Linked DNA regions of Homo sapiens: region 2 is linked to region 1. The links are chromatin contacts, found by Hi-C in ENCODE. All regions are on one chromosome and are shown on one strand. The core of a region is the stretch at or near the end of the contact, and the rest is flanking DNA. Distances in the headings are between cores, read along the strand shown. Region 1 holds the start of NAB1 (NGFI-A binding protein 1). Region 2 holds the start of SLC39A10 (solute carrier family 39 member 10).

Evidence for each region. A loop is a pair of places that touch in the nucleus more often than their neighbours do. Pooled maps may share reads with other maps.
Region 2: a loop to region 1 is called in a map of CD4-positive, alpha-beta memory T cell, with 8 times the contacts of the local background. The contact joins the promoter of SLC39A10 here to the promoter of NAB1 in region 1. A Hi-C loop is called at or near these places in 2 of 168 maps with a recorded cell type or tissue (CD4-positive, alpha-beta memory T cell and CD8-positive, alpha-beta T cell) and 7 of 50 pooled maps.

The regions. Positions count from the first base shown.
Region 1 is chr2:190,646,915-190,651,731 of GRCh38, reverse strand. It overlaps NAB1 (NGFI-A binding protein 1), which reads right to left and starts at 2,649. Exons shown (of 10, transcript NM_005966.4): 1 at 2,372-2,649; 2 at 1,750-1,886. It also overlaps a transcript of NEMP2 not described here. RefSeq lists silencers at 2,139-2,738, 2,749-3,118, 3,149-3,198, 3,279-3,328, 3,339-3,388.
Region 2 is chr2:195,654,926-195,659,742 of GRCh38, reverse strand. SLC39A10 (solute carrier family 39 member 10) reads right to left here and starts at 2,517. Exons shown (of 10, transcript NM_020342.3): 1 at 2,462-2,517. RefSeq lists silencers at 1,749-1,848, 2,049-2,168, 2,199-2,248.

The sequences.
Region 1 (4,817 bases), core at 1,400-3,899:
ATAAATAGCACTCACAAAAAACAGCTCCAGGCTTGTTATAATGGAATAAATGAGTCCTAAGTCTTAGGCCAATGAAACCTGACATAACTTCGGAGGCTAAGGTGGGATAATCCCTTGGCCCCAGGAGTTTGAGGCCAACCTGGGCAACACAGCGAGACCCCATGTCTATATTTTCTTTAGAAACTGACATACTTCTGTTTTCATCCAACCTGAACTTTAAATATTTAAAGTTCATTAACAAATTCATCAAAGATGTCCCCCAGTTTATAATTTCTTCTTTCAAAGAAGCATCCACAGTGCAAACCCCCAAAATCTTTAATAAACCAATAGGTTCTTAGCTATACCGTGATGAAAATACCTAATGCTTTCAGTGTTTCTCTAACAAGGAGAATAAACATCTATTAACTTTCTCATACGACAGTGGATGTTATTTGCCACTTACAAAAAAGAGATTACTCAACTGAATAATTTTGAAATAAGATGAGATAAAGTATTTTTTAGATAGATCAAGTTATTTACTAGACATATAAGCTTACTAAATGTCCTTGTAACAACCATAGTAATCCTAAGAATTTCTGTCATTTGAATTACATCCATAATTAGCAGGCAGAATAAAATAAAAATCTACAGTTCCTCAATGTTGTCATTATTACATTATTATTGATACCTTCACAAGTAACAAGAGACCATCAGAGTCGGGAAAAAAACATTTTTAATCTCGAAATGGCATATTAACTTTAGTGCAAAATGGTAAAAATAATAAAATTGAAACAAGAAAGCTTCTTCCAGAAGTTCCTTGAAATTTTCTTTCAAGACCTAATGTTCCAATATCTAATACCCAAATCAGGGATAAAAAAGGCTGACCTAGCCAGTCATCTACAAAGACTCAAGAAAACCCTTATTTGTATGTTAATACCGATGAAAAAATATAATCTTTTAAACTTAAAGATAATATTGTATGTCTTAAATGACACCAATATGGAGAAGAAAAAGCCTTTCATCTAAGAGCCACTTTTACTGGCACTCAGATTAGATCAGAAGCAGCTCTTTCAGGTCTTCAGGAAAAGCTCAATCTCCACCCAAAACAGAAAAAGCAAATCCTATGCATCCTCTCTCCTCATACTTCTTATAACCCACACACAAATTATGAAATATCATAATTCAGTATGTTGTTCAGGGAAAAATTTTCAAAAAAGTGAAAACCTAGGAAGGTAAGTCATTGCGTGAACACTTTTACAACAGCTAAGCATTTCCTACGTGACTAATCTATTTTAAATTCGGCTCCTCTGTTCCTATGCAATCTCATATTATCTATTAAAACTGCCAAAATATTTTTAAACAAGATCTGAGAATTCCTCTTTCAGCTTCTGATCTTTGCACTCTTTGAGTTGGCAGACACGTCACTGGCAAACCAACTGGTAGTGACAAGTTACTCCAAATCGACTCTTTCAGATGAAATTTTAAATTAACAGCCATCCCAAAATTTTCCGTGCCTCCCGAATCTCAGGGAGCGAGGTGTAAGTACATGCAAGTCTACGATTCCTCCCGATCACTCGCTGCAAAGCTTGGTCTGCAGAATCGACAAATGTATATTCCATCTCAACTATCCCTTTCCCCGAGATCCTGCAACATTCAGGCTTAACAGAAGTGTCATTTCCTATCTCAAGCTTTGGAAGCTCTGAGTTTGCAGACCACAAAGATTTGATAGTATTTTCAGTGTTTCTCCATGATAAGGTCACACACACACACCTCTATATCCAACGCTTGTATGTCCCACATGTGTTTCCAAATTCCTCATCGGCCTTAGAGACACAAAGAGTTTCTGGCTTCCCTGCACCTCAGCGCCAAGTTTCTGTAAGCCACTTCCATGTAAAACTCTCCTTCCGCTTTTAAAAAGAAAACTACATTCGGAAAGGGAAGATACCCAAGAAGAAAATCGAGACGGTAAGTGCAGCACTTTTATAAAGTAAACAAACAAAAAGACTGCCCTGACGAAGGTGGCTGCAAAACTCTGGGGCCGGCGCGCACAACCCACATCGCACACCCCCAGAGCGCCGTGTGACGCCCCCAGCCCCGTTAGCAAAACGGACTCGGCACCCCAACCTTTCTCGGAGGGAAAATGCACGAGTCAGGGCCGCGCTCCCCGCCGCCCTGGCACACAGAATGTCTCCGGGAATCGCCCACACGAGCCCGGGGCCGCCCTCTCCTTCCGGCGGCGGCCGCGCGGAGCCCGCTTCCCCCGGACACCGCCCCCAAAGTGCCCGCGTGGCCCCGCGACTCAGCCGCCCCAAGTTCGCCCGTGGCCGCTCAGCCGCGAAAGTGTCCCGCACTTGGCGGACCGGGAGTGGCGACCGTCCGCTCCGGTACGTACTCAGCCAGCGGCTGCAGCGGTCTTGGCGCGCTCTCCCCGAGGACTGCTCAGCCCCAACTCCGAAGCGACGGCCCCCGGCTCTCCCTCCTCTGGCGGCTGCAGGAGCCGGGACGCCCCCGCTCCCATCGAGGGGGGAAGGGAAGGTGGTGGGCGCGCTCTCTCTGCTCCCCCCCACCTCGGGCCCGCCGCTTCTTCCCGCCCACCCGCCCCGACGGCGCTCGCTTGGCCGCGGCGGCGGCGGCGGCTCCTCCAGGCTGCGGCGCGCGGGCGGCGGCGGCGGCGGCAGCGCCTCCCCCGCCGCGCCTTGCCCTCCCCTCCCCTGCCTTCCCCGCGCGCGCTACACCCTCCTCCCCCTCCCCCGCCCGCCTCCGCCGCCTCCACTCCCCCACCCCGCGCTGTCACATTGGGAGATTCCGCTCTTGCTACATTCGCCGCTCCGGCTCCCGCCCACGCGCGGCCGAGTGACGCAGATCCCGGCGTGGGCCGCCGCCGGGCGGGGGCGGGGGCGGCCGCTGGGCCCGGGGCTCGGCCCCTTCCCGCCGCCCCCTCCGCGGAATCCGGAGGACGGCCCATTCACACGGCAGCTGGGAGGAACCAAGTGGGCGCCGGGAGTGGGCGGCTCCCGCGAGTCCCGCTCCGGGCGCGGGGAGGGGACGACAAAGAGGGAGACGGGTGGGGAACGCCGCCTCCGGCCTGCTCTCCAGCTGCGGAGTGAACTGGGAAGGTTTGCAATTAAAAAAAAAAAATTATGTGTGAGGTTCCCGATATAGTATTTCAAAGAGCACACCCGCCAAATCCAACATCCTCTAGGAGGCTGACTTTAAAAAAAAAAAAAAAAAAAAAACAACAGCGCGCCGGGCTCCCCTGGCCCCCGCAGGCTCGGGGCAGAGGCGGGGAGGCAGGTGGTCCAGGTGCGCCCCTGCCCGGGGGGGCGAGGCGTCCGGCGGGAAGGCTGCAGCGACCGCATGGAGGAAGGGGCGGCAGGTGCGCGGCGCTGGAAGAACCGGCGGCTGGGAGAGCATCTCTGCCTCGCCCATCTTGCCCCCTCCCCACCTCCGCTCTGGCGTTGGGACGGGAGGAGGAGGGAGGAATGGAACCAGGGAGTCCGAAGTACAGCTTTGACAACTGTCGCGCTGGCCGGGTAATTTAATTCCAACCTTTTTAACCTCCTGAAAATCTGCCTTTTATTTTACTGTTTAATGTTTTTTGTGTCCATGGTGTAGAAAAACTACGGCGCTAGTATAGTGCTGGTGTGTGCTAAATTAGAGTTCCCAAGGCACAATATAGAATTTTTTGGTTTGCATAAACTTTGCTAACCAAAGTATTAAAGCACCTTCAAAAATGTACTTAGGCTGGCCAGGGCTCACGCCTGTAATGCCAGCACTGTGGGAGGCCGAGGCGGGCGGATCACCTGAGGTCCGGAGTTGGACACCAGCCTGGCTAACGTGGTGAAATCCCGTCTCTACAAAAAATACAAAATTAGCCGGGCGTGGTGGCGCATGCCTGACATCCCAGCTGCTTGGGAGGCTGAGGCGGGAGAATAGCTTGAACCCGGGAGGCGGAGGTTGCAGTGAGCCAAGATCGTGCCATTGCACTCCAGCTTGGGCAACAAGAGCGAAACTCAGTCTCAAAAAAAAAAAAAAAAAAAAAGAAGAAGAAGAAAAATGTACTTAAGCTATTGCCAAAAAAATTTTGGAAGTCTGTTTTTTAAATCTATATTTCAATTCTTTGCAAAAAGTGGAAAAATTAAAGAATTTTAGCATTGTGTTCTTGAAGATTAGAGAGCATTCATTAATATAAAACTACTGCAAAGACAGGTAGAATCCCATTTTAACATACACATAAAAATCAAGTTTTATAGGAGGCCATTCCCACACCCTGGCTGGCCTCCCAGAGTGTGCCTACTTCGCTGATGGGGATACAAGGCATTCTTTGAGATGGGAAATTCTTCAAACCACATCTTTATGTTGCAGCAAGGGATAGGATGATGATGATGATATTGAAAGAAAAAGACTTTAATAAAGTACAGAACCTTTTTTTTTCTTTTTGCGAAATCATGTTATAGAAATGAGTAATGCCGCAATGGAATACATATAATTAAAGTTAAATCTTTTTCTTCAGTATTAGTGACAGGTTTTGTCTGGAGTAGTTGAGTTGATATTTCAAATGAATAAGTCTGCTTAATTCCTGAAATTCTTTAACTGCAGAAATCACTGCTGGAAGTTTCTCTTAGTCTCCCTAATTGTCACGGTTTTTGCAGCTGTGGATCCTGTTCTACTAAAGAGAAAGTTAGATGGTCATGTTAAAGACGATTTAGGCAATTTCTTGGTTGGTGGGGAAGGTAATGTTCAGGCAACGAAATCTGCAAAATTCTCTTCTAATTCCTCTATGGAATCTTGATGTTTTGCAAACACTCTTGGTTCTGAAAGCTAGAAAAAAAGAACTT
Region 2 (4,817 bases), core at 1,268-3,767, 5.0 Mb before region 1:
TGGTCACAGTTAAGTCCGTGAGTAGGGTTTTTGTACTTGAAGTTCAAATAGAAGATTAAGATAAGCAACTTCCTCAAGGTAAGCAAACTAATTAATAGATCAAGGTTTTGAACTTTTAAAATTTCACTCCAAAGCCCTAAATTTTTTCCAGTATTGGTCAACACTGAGGGTAGAAGGGTTGGGTGAACAGAATATTAACAAGGTAAATTTCTCTAATCAGAAGGAAATGATCATCCCAGATGCTGAATTTTCCTTGCTATAATACTACATCCTATCTTCTCCAAAAATCACTTTTGAAAAAGGCACACCCCCTAGATTAGTACTTGCATACGACACTTGAGGCCTACTCAAAGTACTTCAAATCAGGTGCTCAAAAAAAGGGAAGGACCGTGTTAGCTTTTAAGCAGTTAGAATTTAAATTGGTAACAGTAAGAACTAGTATAGGTTATCATGCAATCTATTATTGATGTCATTTCCTATGAGGTCTTCCCCAACCACTTTTTTTAAAGTAGCACCAAAGTCATTCTTGCACAGGGGTTCTTATCCAGGCGTCTATGTACGGAACGCAGAATGTTTGTAAATATGGACAGGTAAAAAAAGAAAAAGATTTATCTTAACCTCTGACATTTACTTATCTCTTCAGTTACGAATGCAGGCAAAAATTACAGCGATGTGAAATACCTGATAGCAATTTTAGATTAAATTTAAGCCAAATTCTTTAAAGATCATTTACAGTCCTCACTAATGCTTTACTAAAATATAGATGTCATATTTAATATCTTCATTATTTCATAACTGGTTTCTGTTGCAATTCTATGTATTTCATACATTTAAAACCATCATTCTGTGGTTCATCACATAAAAAAGTTAAAAATCCATACCAGCACATCATTGTTTTATTTTCTTCACAGCACTTATCACTGATATTATATGTTTCCAGTAAGGAGCCACTGGAGTAACCAGTGTCTGCAGAATGTGCGTTGTCTGGCATGGATCCAAGATCTAGAAAAAGTAACTGACTCATATTAAGGTACTCAAATATTTGTACAATAGAGTCCTAATACAAAACAATACACAGGAGTCTTGACTTGAGGCTTTCAATTGCATACTAAGTTAGAAGGAACTAAGTTCTACATCTCCAGCTTTTCCATTACTTGCTTTTTCTTAATTATGTACAATTTAGATACACATCCAAAAAGAAAACAAATACAAACCTATTCTAGTTTTGCTCCAAGAATGACTCAGTTCCAATGTAAAATTAGAGGACTTAACAGCAAAAGGCATAAATAAAAGTTTCTTTTAAAAAACAGTATAACCTACCATACTTTTTGTTTTTTTCTAACATGTGTTTTGTGTCACTGTTACTTAGAATAGGTACTCGAGTGAACGACCCTTCCAACGGAGGGCTTCAGGTTCTGCAGTGATATTTCTTCCTCGTGCCAGATCCTTAGTACAGCCCATGTGGACAGGCTCCCACGTGAACATTTCTTTACAGAAGCCACAGGAAGACCTTGAACGTCATGTTGCTCGCGCCCTGGCAAGGCCCCCGCCCTTCTTAGCTGGGGCGTTCGAGGGACCCCAGGAGAGGCAAGGAGTTCAGCAGATTCCCAGACCCGGAGAGGCGGTGCGCGAAGGTTCCTCTACGCGATCCCCCTGCCGCGCCCCACATCGCTCTCCACCTAAGGGCTTTCCGGAACAAAGCCGTGCGGCCGCGCCACCTCCGGCCCACCCGGCCTGTCCCACCGACCCGGCCCCACCCTCACCCTCAGCTCCAGGGACCCCCAGCAGGCCGAGATCTTCACACCCCCGCGCTCCGCCTCGGCTTTTCGGTTGGTCCGGGAGAAAACTAGTAGGAGCAGAGGCGCCGCCGTCCGTTAGCCTCGGTCCGGAACAGCGGTGCCGAGGCTCCATCCCGGGGTCCCCTCGCCCCATTACAGACCAGAGAGAAGGACTGGAGAAGAAAAAACCGGGGCGCTGGTCGCCAAGCCCCCGAAGACCTGCCTACAGATCCCCAAAGCCTCGCCCGCCCGCGCCTGCGACGCCATCCGCGGCCGGCGCGCAGCCCCCTAACCGCCGCCACCCGCCCAGCGGTCACTCCCCCACCCCGGGCGCGGCCCGCGAGGCTCCGCCAACCTCCACAGGAAGGTGAGGGGGGCGCGAGGCTCCGCACGCGAAGTGGATGCCGCCGGCTCCCGATCCCGCGGCCCGCAGCAGCCCAGACCGCACACGAGGAGCCGCGGCGCCCAACACTCTGCCCACCACGCGCTCTGCTTCGGCTGGCCGCCGCCGACTGCAGCAGCTGCGGGAACCCCAGCGCCCGCATCCCCGAGGGAACCAGCCCCGACTCCCCGGTTCTGTTCTCCCTTTCTACCCCCACGCCGTCCCGGGACTCGCAGTCTCCGCCGCGCACGGGGCCGGTTCTGGGGGAGGGAATGTAAACAAATCGGGGTTTTATAGTTACCTCACACTCGAGTGCCGTGTGCATCTCCTCTCCGCTCGGTACCAAACCCCGGCTGCACCAAATCGTGTATTCACCAAAGCAGACTGCGCTAACTGCGTCGCAGAAACCGGCGCGTCTGACACCCTGCTACGCTTGCGGCGTACAAGGTCCACTCAGCTCCCTGCGCAGCCGCACCCCGTCCGCCTATGGGTGCTACGCTATGGGCGTACACGCGCCACCTAGCTATTCACTTCGGATAACGCCAGTTGCGTAAAGGAGTCGCACTACTCACGGATTCCACATGGATCGTCCGAGGAATAGGAAATTCAAGTCTACGCAAACTGCGGAGTTCCGTGGCTCCGCGCTAGTTTTGTTCCAAGAAAGAACGCCGCGGGGGAGTTGGGGCGGCTTCTTAACGCATGCGTGGAGCGCCCTTTATCATTCGCCTTTTCTCCTGGCTTTCGAACGTCGGTTGCTGAGGCCTTGGGCAAGGCGAATGAGTAATGGAAGCTCTAAACCCAAACGCTTTAGCCAAAAAGCTTCAGAGTGATCAACTGGAATGTTCATCTGTATACGAGTTAAACATCTACGTTAAGTTAACCCCGCCCCCTTTGTTAAAGTAACCTTTTCAGTCTCTTAGGGCAACAGCGAACTTTATTTAGTGCTAAGTGCGAGGTGTTTTGCCTAGCTCCCCTTCCCACCCATTTAATTCTAAAGCACACTTACTGCGGGTCTTCCAAACCTAAAAGAAAAAGTTGAGTCCTGAGAACATGTCACACATGTAGAGAAATTCTCGAGGCTTTTGGCAACTTTCCAAGGTCTTCACTCCTCTACTCCTCAACTGATCGACTATTTCTTAACACTCTATGACAAAAAAATCCCGATCCAGCCAAGCAGTTCCATGGACTTGTGCCTACACCGTGCTCATTCTTGCCCTTTGCTCACGCCATACATCCCATCTAAATTGTCTCCTCCCCTCTTAAGCAACCACCAACCCACATTTTCTTAAAAGGTGACTCTGGACGTCTTATTTTTGCTTCATTACTCTGCTTCCTGGCTCTTACTTAATCCACATGTTGAGGCGTATCTGCATTCCGCCTGGGGTGCCTGTGTTTCTATATCCAACCAGAATCTACTTAACACAGCGAGTTCTGGGGGTGCCTTACTGGTGTCTAGTAGAGAAAATAAAACCATGAACAGCAGTAATCGCAGGCTTGACTGTGTGTCAAGTACTCCACATATATATTAATTTAATCACCATAACACGGTGAGGTAGGAAACTGAGGCACACAAGACTTTAACTTGCCTGGTATCACAGAGCAGGTAGAGAAAAGAGTTGGGATTTCCAAACCCATTCAGTATGGACGGCTAGGTAGTCCCGCTAACCTGCATATTATACCTTCATGAAAGAAGGTTATTTTTTGTTTTGTATCTCTACAAAAAACATCCAAAACAACGAAAATGGTGCTTGATAAATGCCTACTGATTGCCATACGTAGTTCAGAACACTGAACTACTCATATGCCCTTTTCCTTGTTTGGAAAGCCAGAGCATGGACCTCACTCCTGCTTACAAAGGGAGAAGTCCTGAGGTGTGGAGAAAAGAGATTAAGCCTGAGTCCTAGTTTCAAGTCTCACCATTGCCACTAAATGTGAGACAATAGCTGTGGTCCTCAGATTCATTGATAAATTAAGGGGATCGTTTTAAATATATTCTAAGGTTCATCCTAGAACTAAAGTCCTTAGAGTTCATAAAATCATGATAGTACATCCTTTGTGTGCAAAGCATAAGAAGCTTCCAAATTAGCTTGATATTTTATGGCTCATACTTATTTTATTGAACACATTATTATCAACACCCTTAAAACATACATAACCTTTCTTTCAAATATCAATAAGATATAGCGCTTGCAGTCCTTACATTTTAGGGCACCTACACTGCTTTTTTAGTTATGGATATACAAGGCTAATGTTCAGCTGGTACACACAAGTACGGCTGAACCAACTAATCAAATACTGAAATACTTCAATGCAAGTTGGTTAACAGCTGCAACTCTGAGTGGTATCCCCCCATGCTTCTCACCCCTGTGCCAGTCCTTCCTCTCAAGATTCCCCAGACCTCCACATTTTAGGAACTAGTGGGTTAATACCTGGCTAAGATAGAGCCCTTTGGACCCAGCTCTTATTAGTCACTCCCATTCTACTTGGTTGGTGCCTATTCTTTACTAATTGTTACATATTTTAAATGTCATCCCTATAGAAAACTATGTGGTAAGCAACTTGAAAATAGAGACTGTGTCTCCTAACACTTTTTAAACTCACCCAAACATTTATTTACTTTCAAGTGTATACACACTGATTTGGGCAGATTTTCAAGC